4 separate regions of the Homo sapiens genome follow, and regions 1, 2 and 3 are each linked to region 4. A link is a contact called in ENCODE Hi-C or POLR2A ChIA-PET data. All regions are on one chromosome and are shown on one strand. The core of a region is the stretch at or near the end of the contact, and the rest is flanking DNA. Distances in the headings are between cores, read along the strand shown.

Region 1 (3,633 bases), core at 480-2,979, 360 kb before region 4:
TAGTTGACTTTTAATCCCAATGGCAGAAGCTGAAACGTTTTTCGTATATTTTAATTGCACTTGGCACCTGTACATCTCTTTCCTCCTCCCTGTGCCCTTGACAGAGCTACCTGTTAGGTGGTGACGAGCAAAGCTAACTCTTAGTGGAGGGACACCGAGTACCAGAGAAATTCTCCCAGCCTAGAAGGCGGGAAGAGCACACTACACACCATTTCTCTAAATTCTCTGAACACTCAAGCCCCAAGCAGCATATGTACAATACCTTTAACACATCTCTTGGCTGACTTCTTGCTGGTGGCTTCTAACTCGATGCCAATTTCATCAGGATCTTGCCCCTCTTCTTTAACCGCCTATTAGGGAGAGATGAGTTTTACAACATCATTAAGAGCTGCAGGGCACACACTGTTCCTTACAAGTAACAACCTCCCATGAAACAAAGGCAAACCCGTCCTTGCAAAGAGCAACTCCGGGTCAGCTATCTGGGCCGCAAGCCCAAAAGGCGGAGGAGGAACCCCGCACAACTTGGGTCTCTCTGGGTCCAAATGACAAAGGAGAGGGAGGCTGTGAGCAGGAGCTCCAGAATTGGGGTCAAGGACCAGTTCCAAAATGGCAACTCAACTCGACAATGCCAAACCTTCGACTTTAAAGTTATATGATGGGACAAATTAGAACAGAGAGGCTGCACTTGGCCCGGCCTCGGTGAAGGGCTGGCCACCGCTGGTGAGGAGGAACAGCAGCCAGCCTGGGGAGATTCAACAGGTCCCTCAGTGCCTGCCACCTGCCGGGTCCAGGACTGGGTACCCACAAGCTCCCTCCCTATGCTCAAGTTGTTTGTTCCAGTTGCGGAAACAGACAATTCCCAACCCCTTAATATTTTGCATTTAGCCCCTGCTTTCAGCGAGGTGCGACACAAACGCAGGATGAGCTGGCAAGGAGGTGGGGCAGCGCATTAGGAAGGGCGCTCAGGAAGGTGATGTCTCAGGCAGACCCAAAATGACAACAAGGGGCCGGCCACGAGAAGATCTGGGGGACCCGGGTGGACAGCTTCGTAAAGGCCAAAGCCCTGGGGCAAGAACAAGCACCGCCCCCTTTCCTGTAAATGCTCTGGAGTCCGCCAGACACCCATTCTCCGGAGGAGGAAACTGAGGCACAGAGAGAAAGGCACCTGCCCAAGGTCACAGAGCCAAGGCTCGATCGGGAGCCCCAGGAGGGGTCCCGGGGCCACCCTGGTAGCGGAGAAGACCGCACGCTGAGCGCGCTTGAGGAGAAAAGGTGGAAAGAGGATAGGAAGGGAGGCACAGAGAGGAGCGGTGACGGGCCAAGGTCACACAGCCGGCCCCCTGGGTGCCCGACACCTCGAACCGGGGTCGGCCAAGACGCGGGGCGAACCCAGGGCGCCCCGGGTCCGGGAGCCGCGGTGACAGGTGCAGGCGGGGGCGTGCCCGGGCCTCCTGCGCCACCCCCGAGCCCCGCGCCGCCTCACCTTCTTGAGCCGCTCCATCAGGACGCTCTTGTTGCCGCCCGTGTCCAGGTTCCGCTTCTTCAGCTCCGCCCGCAGATCGATCACCCGCAGCTCGCTGAGCCGCCTCGTCCCAGTCTCCGCAACGCCCGGGCCGAGAGAAGCCGTGCCAGGGCCCGAGTCGCCCGACCCGGGCAGAGTCTCCGCCATCGTCGCGTTCCCGTCTTCGCCACCGACTCAGTCGCACACCGCCGGCAGCTATAGCGGCTCTGAACACAAAATGGCGCCGCCTAAGAGGAAAACGCACTCGTTTCCTCCCGCCCCGCTTTGCGGCCGCGCACGCGCACGCGCACCGCCCCCACTAGCGTACTTAGCAGCAAGGACGCTCGCGCGTCCACCAACCGCGGGTTCCCCGGCACAACGCGCAAGCGCTGAATCTGCAGCTCGCATGCGTCCCGGCAGTTCCCGGCGGGAGGCTGACGAGACGCAACGCGTCTGCGCACATCCCCGCGTTGTTCTCACTGCGCATGTGCAGTTGCAACCGGGATACTAGAACCTACGCTTGGTGCGCCTGCGCAGAAGCGAGGCGCGCTGGGGCGACTGGAGCGGTTCCCTCGCAGGCGGCGCCATTTTGTGCTAGGAGCCTGATAAAACCGGCCCGGTTCTGTGGAAAGTGGGCGGCGGAGCCAGGGTCCCTGGAATGGCGGAGACTCTGTCAGGCCTAGGTGATTCTGGAGCGGCGGGCGCGGCGGCTCTGAGCTCCGCCTCGTCAGAGACCGGGACGCGGCGCCTCAGCGACCTGCGAGTGATCGATCTGCGGGCGGAGCTGAGGAAACGGAATGTGGACTCGAGCGGCAACAAGAGCGTTTTGATGGAGCGGCTGAAGAAGGTGGATTTGGGGCCCCGAGGGCGGGCACAGGGTGGGTCTGGGGTCCTCTTGGCCGCGACGGTGGCTCGCGGGCCCTGGCGTCCGCCCCCGGCCGCGTTCGCGGCCTCGCCGGACCTGGCGCTCTCGCGTCCCCCGGCTCCTCCGAGGCCCCGGAGAGAGTTCCTTGGCCGGCTGGGCCTGGGTTCAAATCCTAACGCCGCAATGGGGCCAGGAGAACCACAAAAACGGCACGCGTGCAGGAGAAACGGTGACGGGTGACATCGTCCACTGAGAGGAGGGTTCTCCCCTCGTCTCGTCCCCTCCTCCGTACCTGGAGGGGAGACCCTGAAACCCTCACTTCCCAGGCGAGGGGAAGGGACTCGGCCAAGGTCACACGGCCGAGGACGGGCAGCGTCGGGATTTGAACCCAGGCCCTGGGATTCCTGATTCGGCTGCTTGGTTTCCCCAGGGAAGATGCTTTGTGACCCACAGGGGACCGACCAGCCTGAATCGGGGCTGATTTACAAAGGAAACACCCGTAGGACATACTCAAAGGGAAAAATAGAAAAAAACCCACCACAATCCAGTTTTCACGGTTTGCCGGTACTCGCTCGGTGAAGTAACGTGGCAGGAAGGAAAAGTGGTGTTGACGGTAGTGATCAGAAATGTGAAATGAGGGGAGACCCCGGGTGGACTTTAAAACCAGCCTCAGAACTGCCCGGGAGGCGGGCAGAGCCTGGGCTCCCCCAGCTCCGTCAGTCTCTCTGGACTTGGGGACCCTGCCAGCTCTCGGTGGCCTGATCTTGGGCATAGGAGACCTTGAACCCCTTCTGAGTCCTCTTTTCTATTCTTTTTTTTTTTTTTTCTCCTGTAAGAAGCAAAAAAGCAATAGGACTTTGATTTGGGGATTAAATAAGTTTGCGTGGAGCAGGCTTGGCGTGCTGCCTGGCGCATGTAAACACTCGGTGTGTGGTTGCCATCACGATTCGCTTTTCCTCTCTGTGCCACCACGAGTCCTCATTTGCAGATCGGGGGCTCTAACGCCTCCCTTGGGGGATTCAAAGGGATCCCTAGGAAAAGCAGAGAGGCAAGTAAAGGTTAGCCACCTGCGGTTTCCTTATTCCTGTAGCTTTTTTTCTCTGCCTTTTTTCCACCTGGCTACTCTGGGACCTCTCCCCTGTAGTTGCTCCGCCTGGCCGCCCACCCCCCAGCCCCTGCAGGCAGTGGGGCTGTTGACACATCCCACCATCCTGACTCCGGAACTACGGAGATCACAGGGCTTTATTATTAATTGGTGATGAGAAGA
Region 2 (3,682 bases), core at 1,024-3,523, 270 kb after region 4:
TCTGTTCTGGCTCCCTCGGCAATCCACCAGCCAAGGCCTCCCCCTCGGCCACATCAACCGGCCGATTGTCCCTGGCGGAGCGCTCTATGGGCTCACCAGAGGGGCTGCCCGCCTCCTGAACTCTGCAAGGCCCTGGGAGCCTGGGAGCCAGGGAGGGAGTTGCTTGCAGAAGCGTTGCTCCGCTTCTGCGCCAGCAGGTCAGGGGCAAGGGGAGAAGACAATGGGGGCTCAGAGGGGGCTCCCTGCCTCCCAGCCTCCCTGCCTCAAGACCTGCTCTCCCCAGTCTCAAACTGAGCGCACGCAGGGGCAGCCCAAGTGGAACCCATATAGGGCAGCATTTGCAGCTAAGAGCCATCTCCACTCTACAGAGGGTGGCGGCTATGGAGGGCACCCCGGCTTGGTGTCCTTGGAACCTCCCCTGTCATGTGCGACTGCCTAGGGCCCCCCAACACAAGCCACCCAGGATGTGTCAGGAAGATGCCTCTGAGGGTCTTAAGGCTATGAGGCCAGTGCGGTTTAACTTACTTTTAAAACTCTCCACGTAATGCCCTTCCTGTGCCCTCGGACATCTGCGTGTGGGAGGCCACGGTGGACTGGTGATGGCTGTGGCTCCCTGTCCAATGACAGCTTGTTGCAGGGGTTGGGGAGGAGGTCTAATATTAGTGGCAAATAACCAAAATAAACTTCTTTTTCACACTTGGCCATTTCTAACACTGGACTGTCTCTCACAATCAGTGTGTACCCCTCATGTGCTTTCTCTCCTGCTCTCAGGACGGGTTCCTTCAATTGAAGTCACGGGAGACTTAGACTGAAGGAAGAGGAATCTGGCGTCAGGGGCAGGGCAAGTTTTACCGCCCCAAACAGCCACACTCCCCTTTCCTGGTGCTGTTGGTACCGGGTTCAATAGAAACAAGTGCCCCGGCCAGCATCCCCTCATGTGACTGCATCTACAGGGCACCTGGGGGGCTGCGAGCCGACACCGGCCACAGGAGAGGAAAGCAGGCCACTGTCATCTCAGATGACCCCTCTCCCCATCTGACAGCAGCTCTCTCTGCCCCTCTCGGTTTTGCCAAGCACACCAAGCCAGAAACGCAGGACTACTTGGCAGCCAGCACTGGCATGAAAGCGACAAAGGTGAGAGCTAAAAGGATTGCCAAGGAAATTAAGTCACATCAAATGATGCCTCAGAGAAGAGCTCCTGAGTCCAGCTGCTGATCTTGGCTAATGCCTCAAAACAAAGCAAGACAAAAATCAACCATGCTAAAGTCTGCTGGGAACGTAAAGCGGGAACGTGGCGGGGTCACCAAGCGGTAAAGCTGAAAGAGACCCCGAGAGCCAGTCCCAGCCCGAGCAGGGCCATGCATGTCAGTGGGGGCCCCCACCCCGGGAAGGCTCGGGGAGGCCGGCAGCCCCCGGCCCCTGCCCTGCCCAGGACCAGGGCATCAAAGCCTCCCAGGTCAGCTCTGCAGCCCCTCCCGAGGCCCTCACCCTGCCTCCTAACTGACTCCAGGGCACAGACAAGCACTTCCTGTTTGGCAGCCACTGAATTCCTTCTGGGAGAGATGGAGCCAGGTCTGCATTATAATGTCACTGACCTACTCCAGAACATCATGGGACAGGCGTGGGACAGGCACCTGGCTGGGGCTTCTGAAGCCACGGCCACAGAGCTTACGCCCAAAGAGGCAGGTGAACCCAGAGGACTCGACCCCTTATGCAGGATCTAACAGCAAATGCCACCATGTCACCCCCAGCGGATGAGCAGCTCTGCCCACCCAGCTCACCTCCCTCACACTCGCCCCAGCCCCGCTTCATCACCTGGACTCTGCCTTTCAAACAGCTGCCCCTCCCCCTAGAAGGGACCACCCCATCCTCTCAGCCTCACATAAGAAGAAGTCAATCGGCCGGGCACGGTGGCTCACGCCTGTAATCCCAGCACTTTGGGAGACCGAGGCAGGTGGATCACGAGGTCAGGAAACCGAGACCATCCTGGCTAACACGGTGAAACCCCCTCTCTACTAAAAATACAAAAAAATTAGCCAGGCATGGTGGCGGGCGCCTGTAGTCCCAGCCACTCGGGAGGCTGAGGTAGGAGAAAGGTGTGAACCCAGGAGGCAGGGCTTGCAGTGAGCCGAGATCACGCCACTGCACTCCAGCCTGGGTGACAGAGCAAGACTCCACCTCAAAAAAAAAAAAAAAAAAAAAAGAAGTCAATCTCGCTTCTTAAGAGAACCCAACCGACCCTTTCTAACTGGGTCCCCGTGACACACTCATAGCACCCAGCCCCTGGGCTTCCTGGAACTCATTCTGATGGGTCACTTCCTCTCCCGTGTGTCTGCCGTCTCTTGCCCTGTCAGTCTGTGAACTCCACAAGAGAGGGGAACGTGTTCACTTGGTCTTCACTGGGCCTAGACTTGGTAAATATCTGACACATGAAGAAATCCATGAAACTCCAGCAAAGAATGGAAGAAAAGCAATTCCTCCTCCTCACTGTAAACGAACATTAAAAAAAAAAAAACCCTCATTTGCGAAGAATAAATGACAAGGGCCTCCCTTACTAGATACCCACTACCCTTTGACAGTCTCCCCCGCCTCTCTCAACAGTGGGCTTGGTGCATGCCGCCAGCGGACAGCGAAAACAGAGGCATGGGCCTCAAGTGTGGCAAAGGGTTTCAGACACAAAACCAGAAGCACTCGCCAGAAAAACAACAGTAAGACGTCCATCAAAATAAAAAACGTTTGCTAGACAAAAATATACTATTAAGAGAATGAGAAGATAAGCCACAGACTTGGAGAAAATATTTGCAACTCATATACCAAGTACAGGACTTGTATCCAGAGTATATACAGAACTCTTAAAACTCAACAACAAGAAAACAGCTAACCCAATTTTTTTTAATGAGAGGGAAGGGCAAAATTCTGAACAGATACTTTACCAAAGAGAATATATGGGTTGCAAATAAGCACATGAAAACGATGCTCATTACCGTCGGCCGTCAGGGAGATGCAAATCAAAACCTAACCAGGTACCACTTCACACCCACTAGGACAGACGGCTATAATCAAAAAGGCAGAAAATGAGTTGCTGGTGAGGATGTAGAAAAATCAGAACCCTCATACCCGGCTGGGGGGGAATGTAAAATGGCACAGCTGCTGAAAAACAGTCTGGCAGTTACTCAAAAAGTTAAATAAAGAACGGGGCCAGGTGTGTTGGCTCACGCCTATAATCTCAACACTCTGGGAGGCTGAGGCAGGAGGATCACTTGAGGCTGGGGGTTTGAGCTCAGCCTTAGCAACATAGTGAGACTCTCTAACAAAAAAAAATTTTTTTAAATCTTTTCTTTTTTTCCTTTCTTTCTTTCTTTCTTTCTTTCTTCCATCTTTCCTTTCTTTCTTTCTTTTTTTTTTTTTTTAAAGAGATGGGGTTTCACCATGTTGCCCAGGCTGGTCTCAACCTCCTGAGCTCAAACAATCCTTCCACCTCGGCCTCCCAAAGTGCTGGGATTACAGGTATAAGCCGCCGTGCCCAGCCCTTAAAAAAGTTTTTTTAATAACTCACCGGATGTGAGGGCCGGGCACAGTGGCTCACGCCTGTAAACTCAGCACTTTGGGAGGCCGAGGTGGGCGGATCACGAGGTCAGGAGATCGAGACCATCCTGGCTAACATGGTGAAACCCCGTCTCTA
Region 3 (3,481 bases), core at 450-2,949, 390 kb after region 4:
ACCTGAGATCAGGAGTTTGAGATCAGCCTGGCCAATGTGGTGAAACCCTGTCTCTACTAAAAATACAAAAAATTAGCCGGGCGTGGTGGCAGGCGCCTGTAGTCCCAGCTACTCGGGAGGCTGAGGCAGGAGAATGGTGTGAACCCGGGAGGCAGAGCTTGCAGTGAGCCAAGATCCCGCCACTGCACTTCAGCCTGGGTGACAGAGCGAGACTGTGTGTCAAAAAAAAAAAAACCCAAAAACCAAAAAAATAAAAAACAAAAATTAGTTGGGCGTGGTGGCAGCTTCCCGTAATCCCAGCTACTCGGGAGGCTGAGGCAGGAGAATCGCTTGAACCCGGAAGGCAGAGGTTGCAGTGAGCCAAGACCGCACCATTGCACTCCAGCCTGAGTGACAAGAGCGAAATTCGGTCTCAAAAACAAACAAAACAAAAAAGCTGGGCATGATGGTTCGTTGCCTGTAATCCCAGCTACTCGGGAGGCTGAGGCATGAGAATCACTTAAACCCCAGAGGCAGCGGTTGCAAATCTTCAGGGCCTGAGATCGTGCCACTGCGCTCCAGGTTGGGCGACAGAGTGAGACTCTGTCTCAAAAATAAACAAATAAAAATAAATATAAACAAAAGTAGAGAAAACAGGGTAATGAGACCCCACGTACTTATCACACCAATTCAACAATTAATTCACGGTCAAAGATGATTCTTCCCTACCCGCCCCCTCCCTGCCCCCACAGCCTGGATTTATGTGGAAGCAAATCCCAGAGATCTTTTTTCTGTAAATATTTTTTTTTCAGTTTGCGTTTGTAAAAAACGATGACTCTTTTTTTTTTTTTTGAGACAATGTTTTGCTGTGTCGCCCAGGCTGGAGTGCAGTGGCGGGATCTCTGTTCACTGCAACCTCCGCCTCCTGGGTTCAAGCAATTCTCCTGCCTCAGCCTCCTGAGTCGCTGGGATTACAGGCACGCGCGCCACCAAGCTCGGCTCATTTTTTGTATTTTCAGTAGAGACGGGTTTTCACCATGCTGGCCAGGCTGGTCTCGAACTCCTGACCTCAGGTGATCCACCCGCCTCGGCCTCCCGAAGTGCTGGGATTACAGGCGTGAGCCACCACGCCCGGCCGAGGAATCAAAAAGACAACCATAATGCCATTTTCAAACCTAAAGTAATAGTGATACGGAGACGGGGAAATGAATGATACCTCGCTCTGACCTTTGACCATAAGCCCTAACTCTGGATAGCTGGCCCCACCACACACATAATCGTGGCCTTGACGTCAGTCCCCTGACCCCGGACCCTTATCTCGGCCTGACTGTACTCTGCCCTTAACCTCTAGCCCTAGTCGACTCCATAACCGTGGCCTTGGCCCCAGTCCCCCTGACTTCCGGACTTCAGACCAGATACTGCCCATATCCCCTTATGAAGTCTTGGCCAGGCAACCCCTAGGGTGTACGTTTTCTAATGATTAAAGAGGCGGTGCTAAGCTGCAGACGGACTTGCGACTCAGCCACTGGTGTAAGTCAGGCGGGAGGTGGCGCCCAATAAGCTCAAGAGAGGAGGCGGGTTCTGGAAAAAGGCCAATAGCCTGTGAAGGCGAGTCTAGCAGCAACCAATAGCTATGAGCGAGAGGCGGGACTCTGAGGGAAGTCAATCGCTGCCGCAGGTACCGCCAATGGCTTTTGGCGGGGGCGTTCCCCAACCCTGCCCTCTCTCATGACCCCGCTCCGGGATTATGGCCGGGACTGGGCTGCTGGCGCTGCGGACGCTGCCAGGGCCCAGCTGGGTGCGAGGCTCGGGCCCTTCCGTGCTGAGCCGCCTGCAGGACGCGGCCGTGGTGCGGCCTGGCTTCCTGAGCACGGCAGAGGAGGAGACGCTGAGCCGAGAACTGGAGCCCGAGCTGCGCCGCCGCCGCTACGAATACGATCACTGGGACGCGGTGAGACCGGCAGCGCCGGGGGCGAGGGACGGGGGCTCGTCGGGGGCGCGGCCTGGGGACGTGGAGCATCAGATGGGGCGGGGACACGCTGGGGGCGGTACCTAGAGCGGGGATTTGGAGCGGGGACAGAGGAGACGAGCGCCGGGACCGGGCAGGGCCACACTGGGGGCGGTTACAGTACCGTTTAGCGTGGGGGCGGGGCTACGGTGCTGGGGTTGTGGGGCCAGGGGGGTCGGGCGCAGGGATGGGGCGGGGCCACGCTGGGGCGGGGACAAAGGAGACAGCGCAGGGATGGGGCGGGGGCACTCTGGGGGCGGGACAGGAGGCGAGCGTAGGGACGGGGCGTGGCCACGCTGGGGGCGGGGACAGTGGGGACCAGTGCTGGGATGGGGCGTGGCCACGCTTGGGGGCGGTTACAGCGCAGTCGAGCGTGGGGGTGGGGCCAGGGAGTCGGGTGTAGGGTTGGGGTGCGATTACGCTGCTAGCAGTTACAGTGCAGAAGAACGTGGCGGCTGGGATTGGGGCGTGGTCAGGTCGTCGAGCGCATGGATGGGGCGGGGCCAAGCTTGGGGCGGGGTCCGTGGAGTCAAGCGCCGGGATGGGTTGGGGCCATGCTGTGGGGGGGACGGGGAAGTCGAGGTTTAGAGAGGGCAGAACCACGCTGGGGGCGGAGATAGGGGAGACACATGCTGGGATGGGGCAGGGCCTTTTTGGGGTCGGTAGCTATTGCAGGGATTTGGGAGCTGGGCTATGGTGGGGGCTGGGCTGAAACTCTGGCTGTGGGAGGGGCGGGACCTGGGGGATGAGGACCTTGGGGTCAGGGAGAGCACTTTTGCGACCTGGGACCAAGGTTAGGGGCGGAAACGGATGTGGAGCCAGATGATGTTGAGAGACAGAGACAGGACACTTGGGTGGGGTCAAGTTGTAGGGAGATTCAGCCAATTGAATGCTGGGGCCGGGCCAGCATTGGGGACCTGGAATTGTAGCCTCAGGGTGAGTACTAAGGACTGAGGTCACACCTAGGTAGGGCCATAGTTGAGGGGCTAGGGGAGTTTGAGTTGAGGGCAGGGTCAAGAGTCACATAGGGAAACCAGCCCCTTGCCGTTTTCTGCCCCTCCTTGCCTCAGTTTCCTTGTTCCCTCTGGGAGCTCCCAGGCTTAACCGAGCTCTCTGTGCAGGCCATCCACGGCTTCCGAGAGACAGAGAAGTCGCGCTGGTCAGAAGCCAGCCGGGCCATCCTGCAGCGCGTGCAGGCGGCCGCCTTTGGCCCCGGCCAGACCCTGCTCTCCTCCGTGCACGTGCTGGACCTGGAAGCCCGCGGCTACATCAAGCCCCACGTGGACAGCATCAAGGTGGGCAGAGGACGGTGCCTTGGCACTCCCAGCCAGGGGGTAGGCAGGCCCGGTTAGATCCTGACCCATCCCCACGCCTCTTTTGCAGTTCTGCGGGGCCACCATCGCCGGCCTGTCTCTCCTGTCTCCCAGCGTTATGCGGCTGGTGCACACCCAGGAGCCGGGGGAGTGGCTGGAACTCTTGCTGGAGCCGGGCTCC
Region 4 (3,603 bases), core at 521-3,020:
ACTCGGGAGGCTGAGGCAGGAGAATCACCTGAACCCGGGAGGCGGAGATTGCAGTGAGCCGAGATGGCGCCACTGCACTCCAGCCTGGCTACAGAGCTAGACTCCGTCCCAAAAAATAAAATAGAATAAAATGGCCAAGAATCAGGGAGAGAACCTGTGCTGCTGCCTGTACAGATGCCCAGCGCCCGCCCAACACCACACAGAATCAGAATCTGCAGGGACTGAGCACCCGTGGTCTGGCATCTGAAGCCAGGCCATCTTGGTTCACATCCCTGCTCCTTCCCAGCTGTGTGACACGCCTTGGATAAGCGACTTAACCACGTTGACTCAGTCTCCTCATCAAGTGAATGGGGCTAACAGTATCTATACCTCCTACCAGGGAAAACAGTATGTCAAGACTTTGCACCACACCTGGTAACTACCCTAAATGCTCCACAAGACCAAGCACTTCCTATCATCATTCATTCATTACTGCAATTCGGTAGGGAAAACCCTCCAGTCACAGGGAGCACCGAATGGGGGAATCAGAGCCAGACAGGTAGAGAGCTTGCCTGCATTTGTGCAACTAGAAAAGGGGGGGAGCTAAAAATAGGCCTCAGAAGTCTTGAAGCTACAGCGATGGCAACACGACTATGGATGGAAGCAGACATCAGCCTTATGGTGCCTTCTCGGGGGATCTGGAAGTGTAACCTTGTCAAAAACACTCAGGTGGGCTGTCAGCGCTCCACAGAGGAGGGACTCGCACGGTCTCTTGTCTGGAAGTGCAGCAAAAAGGGCCAAAGAGCAGCCAGGGTTTTCGGCGGCCCAGATCCTGCGGCGGGGCCTAAATGAGGGGGAGACGAAGCGCCCCGAAGGATCCGGGGGGAACTGGCGGGAAGTGGGGGCCGAAGTTCGGGGCGGGGACGGGGTGAAAACGGCCTGGGCTTCCTCCGTCCGCGGTGTGCGGCTGGCCCGCGGAGGACGAGGGCCTCACGGGCTTAGGAGATAGGCAGCCAGGCCGGGGAAGGGGAGATGCCGGGTGGCGGAGGACGAGGGGGCGGGGAGGGAGCGTGGCGCGCTCCGGGCCACAACCAGGCCCTAAGGTCTATTTACATCCGTGGCCGAAGCACTGGGGCCGCGCCTCCCGCCCCCTTCAGCCCCGAGCTTGGCTGCGACGCAGAGGGGCCTTAGGGCTGCGATCCCGATGGCCACCCGGCTCCTCTAGCCAGACGGCTGCAGTGGCTGGGGTTGCCGGGAGTGATGGGCCGGGCCGGTGAGCCCGGCCTGAGGGGACGCAATAGGGGGCGGCTGCAAGGCCCGCCACGGCGCTAGCCTGGAGCGGACGAAACCCTTGCACTCTGCGGTGCTCCCCCCAAGGGCTTGTGGCCCCTAGTCCTCCCGCCGCCCGTTCCCCGGCCGCCAGCCGGTCCCCAACGGCGCCTCCCCTACCTTCGTTCGCCAGGTCCGCCATTTTACTTCCTTAAGCCCTCCCACAAGGCCCCGCGCCGGCCCAGGCTCGCCTGCTTTCTGCCAGAAACTCCCGCGCGTGCGCACTTAACAAGCCGACTCCGTGTGAGGCGGCCAGCTCGCGCCTGCGCGCTGAATGCCGCGCGGAGGCGAGCCCCGGATCGCCTGCCCTGCAGAGCAGCCTGCCCTGACGAGCCGCGCTCCTAGCACGCACCTGCGCACGAGCCATCTCCCGCCTCCTTTTCCCGCCGACTGAGAGGGCGGGGAAAGGGCCGGGAAGGGCGCATGCGCAGTGGCAGCGACTAAGGTTTAGTGAGGCGGCACCGCGCGGCCCGAGGCGGGTCTTGAAGCACTCGTTTTCCCACTCGTTTTCCGGGGTTCCCCCGCGGTGGGACAGTGAGCAGTTCAGGGCGCCGCAGCCGAGGCCTTCCTCCAGGTAAATCGCCGGGCCTGCGGGGGCTTCCCACACGCGCGGGCGGGAGACGCGTTGCCTCCTACCTCAGTTTACCCGCCTTAGGAGCCGGTACCTTCGGCAAACGCTTTCCTGAAACCACGGGGGAAGTGGCGAGAGGGCGCGGGGTGCTTGGGATTGGGGGGTAAATCAGAGCTCATCGGCGGGGGCGGGGGTCGTGGTCAGGCTCTAGGAGGGGGCGCAGCCCTGGGACCCAGGTGCTGGCGTTGGGGGCGGGGGGAGCCGGCGCGAGGGACTCGACCCCTCGGAGCTACGAGAATCAACTTCACAAGCTCATGGGAGGGGAACCGCGCGCCTCCAGGTTACCCATCTGTAAAATGGGACCATCAGCCTCACTCACAAGGCTCATGGGAGGGTCCTGGACACCCTGGAGTTGTTCTCTACTCACCTGCTATGAATCTCTCAGCAAATCCTTCGGACTTGGCCTTGCCTCCAAAATACAGCCCAGAGCCACCCATTGTCACCCCCAGGCTGTCACCACCCTAGGCCACATCGTCCGTATCTATCTCATGGAAGACTTGGACAGCGGCCTCTCTGCTATCCTTTGCTGCATTCTTTTGAAGCCCCAGGCTTGGTTCTGCACATGGCCGCAGGCTGAGGAGTCTTTGAAAAATATAATCAGCCAGACGCGGTAGCTCACCCCTGGAATCCCAGCACTGCGGGAGGCCAAGGTGGGAGGATCGCTTGAGCTCAGTTCAAAACCAGCCTAGGCAACAGAGCAAGACCCCATCTCTACAAAAACACAAAAATTACCCGGATGTGGTGGTGCAAGCCTGTGGTCCCAGCTACTTGGGAGGCTGAGGCAGGAGGATCACTTGAGCCCAGGAGGTTGAGGCTGCAGTGAGCTGTGACAGTGCCACTGCCACCATCCTAGGGACACAGCAAGAACCTCCCCCATATATATACACATATATACTTTGTTTTTATCTATATATATACACACAGATATATACATACACGTGTGCATATATATGTGTGTGTGTGTATATATATATATATACACATAGACTGAAAATGGAAATATCAAGGCCACTCAGTGCTTCCAGAGGGCTCTCAGCTGAACTTGGAATATCCTAAACCTTGTATTCAGGTTTATGAAGTCCCCTGAACTTGGCTCCCATGCCCTGCTTTGTTCCCCCTTGCTCATTGCTGTTCAGCCGCGTGGGTCTTTCCATCCTTGGAGCACAAGCTCATTCCAACCTAAGGGTCTTTGCACTTGGTCGTCTCTCTGCCTGGGACCTTGTGTTTCAGGTCTTACCTAGGTTGGAGTCCCAGCTCTGCACCTTTTTGAGTATGATCTAAAAGAGAGCGAGGAGTACTACAATCTGTGGGCCAGATATAGTCTATGAGCTAAAAATGGTTCCTCCCTCCCTCCCCTTGTTCCCTCCCTCCCTTTCCTTCCCTTCCCTTTCTTTTATTTATTTTGGAATCTAACTCTGTTGCCCACGCTGGAGTGCAGTGGTACAATTTCGACTCACTACAACCTCCGCCTCCCGGGTTGAAGTGATTCTCCTGCCTCAGCCTTCTGAGTAGCTGGCATTACAGCTGTGTACTACTATACCCAGCTAGTTTTTGTGTTTTTTTGTGGAGACAGGGTTTCACCATGTTGGCCAGGCTGCTCTCGAACTTCTGACCTCAGGTGCTCTGCCCACCTTGGCTTCCCAAAGTGCTGGGATTACAGGCAT

Evidence for each region. A loop is a pair of places that touch in the nucleus more often than their neighbours do. ChIA-PET counts read pairs that join two places held with the same protein, here RNA polymerase II (POLR2A). Pooled maps may share reads with other maps.
Region 1: a loop to region 4 is called in a map of CD8-positive, alpha-beta T cell, with 31 times the contacts of the local background. The contact joins the promoter of SAFB2 here to the promoter of RANBP3-DT in region 4. A Hi-C loop is called at or near these places in 4 of 168 maps with a recorded cell type or tissue (CD8-positive, alpha-beta T cell, OCI-LY7, gastrocnemius medialis and 1 more), 10 of 37 single-sample maps with no recorded cell type and 15 of 50 pooled maps. POLR2A ChIA-PET finds 5 or more read pairs at or near these places in 1 of 52 experiments (B cell).
Region 2: a pooled map shows a loop between it and region 4 (7-fold over the local background). The contact joins the enhancer-like site here to the promoter of RANBP3-DT in region 4. A Hi-C loop is called at or near these places in 3 of 50 pooled maps. POLR2A ChIA-PET finds 5 or more read pairs at or near these places in 3 of 52 experiments (MCF 10A, PC-3 and WTC11).
Region 3: a loop to region 4 is called in a map of gastrocnemius medialis, with 14 times the contacts of the local background. The contact joins the promoter of ALKBH7 here to the promoter of RANBP3-DT in region 4. A Hi-C loop is called at or near these places in 5 of 168 maps with a recorded cell type or tissue (CD4-positive, alpha-beta T cell, CD8-positive, alpha-beta T cell, ascending aorta and 2 more), 12 of 37 single-sample maps with no recorded cell type and 19 of 50 pooled maps. POLR2A ChIA-PET finds 5 or more read pairs at or near these places in 5 of 52 experiments (B cell, HepG2, WTC11 and 2 more).

The regions. Positions count from the first base shown.
Region 1 is chr19:5,621,047-5,624,679 of GRCh38, forward strand. SAFB2 (scaffold attachment factor B2) reads right to left here and starts at 1,730. Exons shown (of 21, transcript NM_014649.3): 1 at 1,484-1,730; 2 at 263-350. The coding sequence starts at 1,669. It overlaps SAFB (scaffold attachment factor B), which reads left to right and starts at 2,037. Exons shown (of 21, transcript NM_001201338.2): 1 at 2,037-2,348. The coding sequence starts at 2,160. RefSeq lists silencers at 130-350, 1,355-1,474, 2,445-2,494 and enhancers at 269-1,001, 1,475-1,814, 1,735-2,467, 2,468-3,199.
Region 2 is chr19:6,241,863-6,245,544 of GRCh38, forward strand. All of the region lies in intron 3 of MLLT1 (MLLT1 super elongation complex subunit), which reads right to left. Among named protein-coding and RNA genes, the nearest start is that of MLLT1, 36 kb to the right of the region's middle. RefSeq lists an enhancer at 1,637-2,351. Within about 2 kb of position 2,274, at least 9 of the 41 ENCODE cell types and tissues checked have a DNase peak (open chromatin) inside an H3K27ac peak, as active enhancers do.
Region 3 is chr19:6,371,095-6,374,575 of GRCh38, forward strand. It overlaps ALKBH7 (alkB homolog 7), which reads left to right and starts at 1,700. Exons shown (of 4, transcript NM_032306.4): 1 at 1,700-1,930; 2 at 3,109-3,282; 3 at 3,371-3,481. The coding sequence starts at 1,727. RefSeq lists an enhancer at 1,432-2,354 and a silencer at 2,024-2,423.
Region 4 is chr19:5,976,633-5,980,235 of GRCh38, forward strand. RANBP3-DT (RANBP3 divergent transcript) reads left to right here and starts at 1,771. Exons shown (of 4, transcript NR_046376.1): 1 at 1,771-1,882. RANBP3 (RAN binding protein 3) reads right to left here and starts at 1,508. Exons shown (of 17, transcript NM_007322.3): 1 at 1,429-1,508. The coding sequence starts at 1,450. RefSeq lists silencers at 1,292-1,401, 1,632-1,801, 1,852-1,901.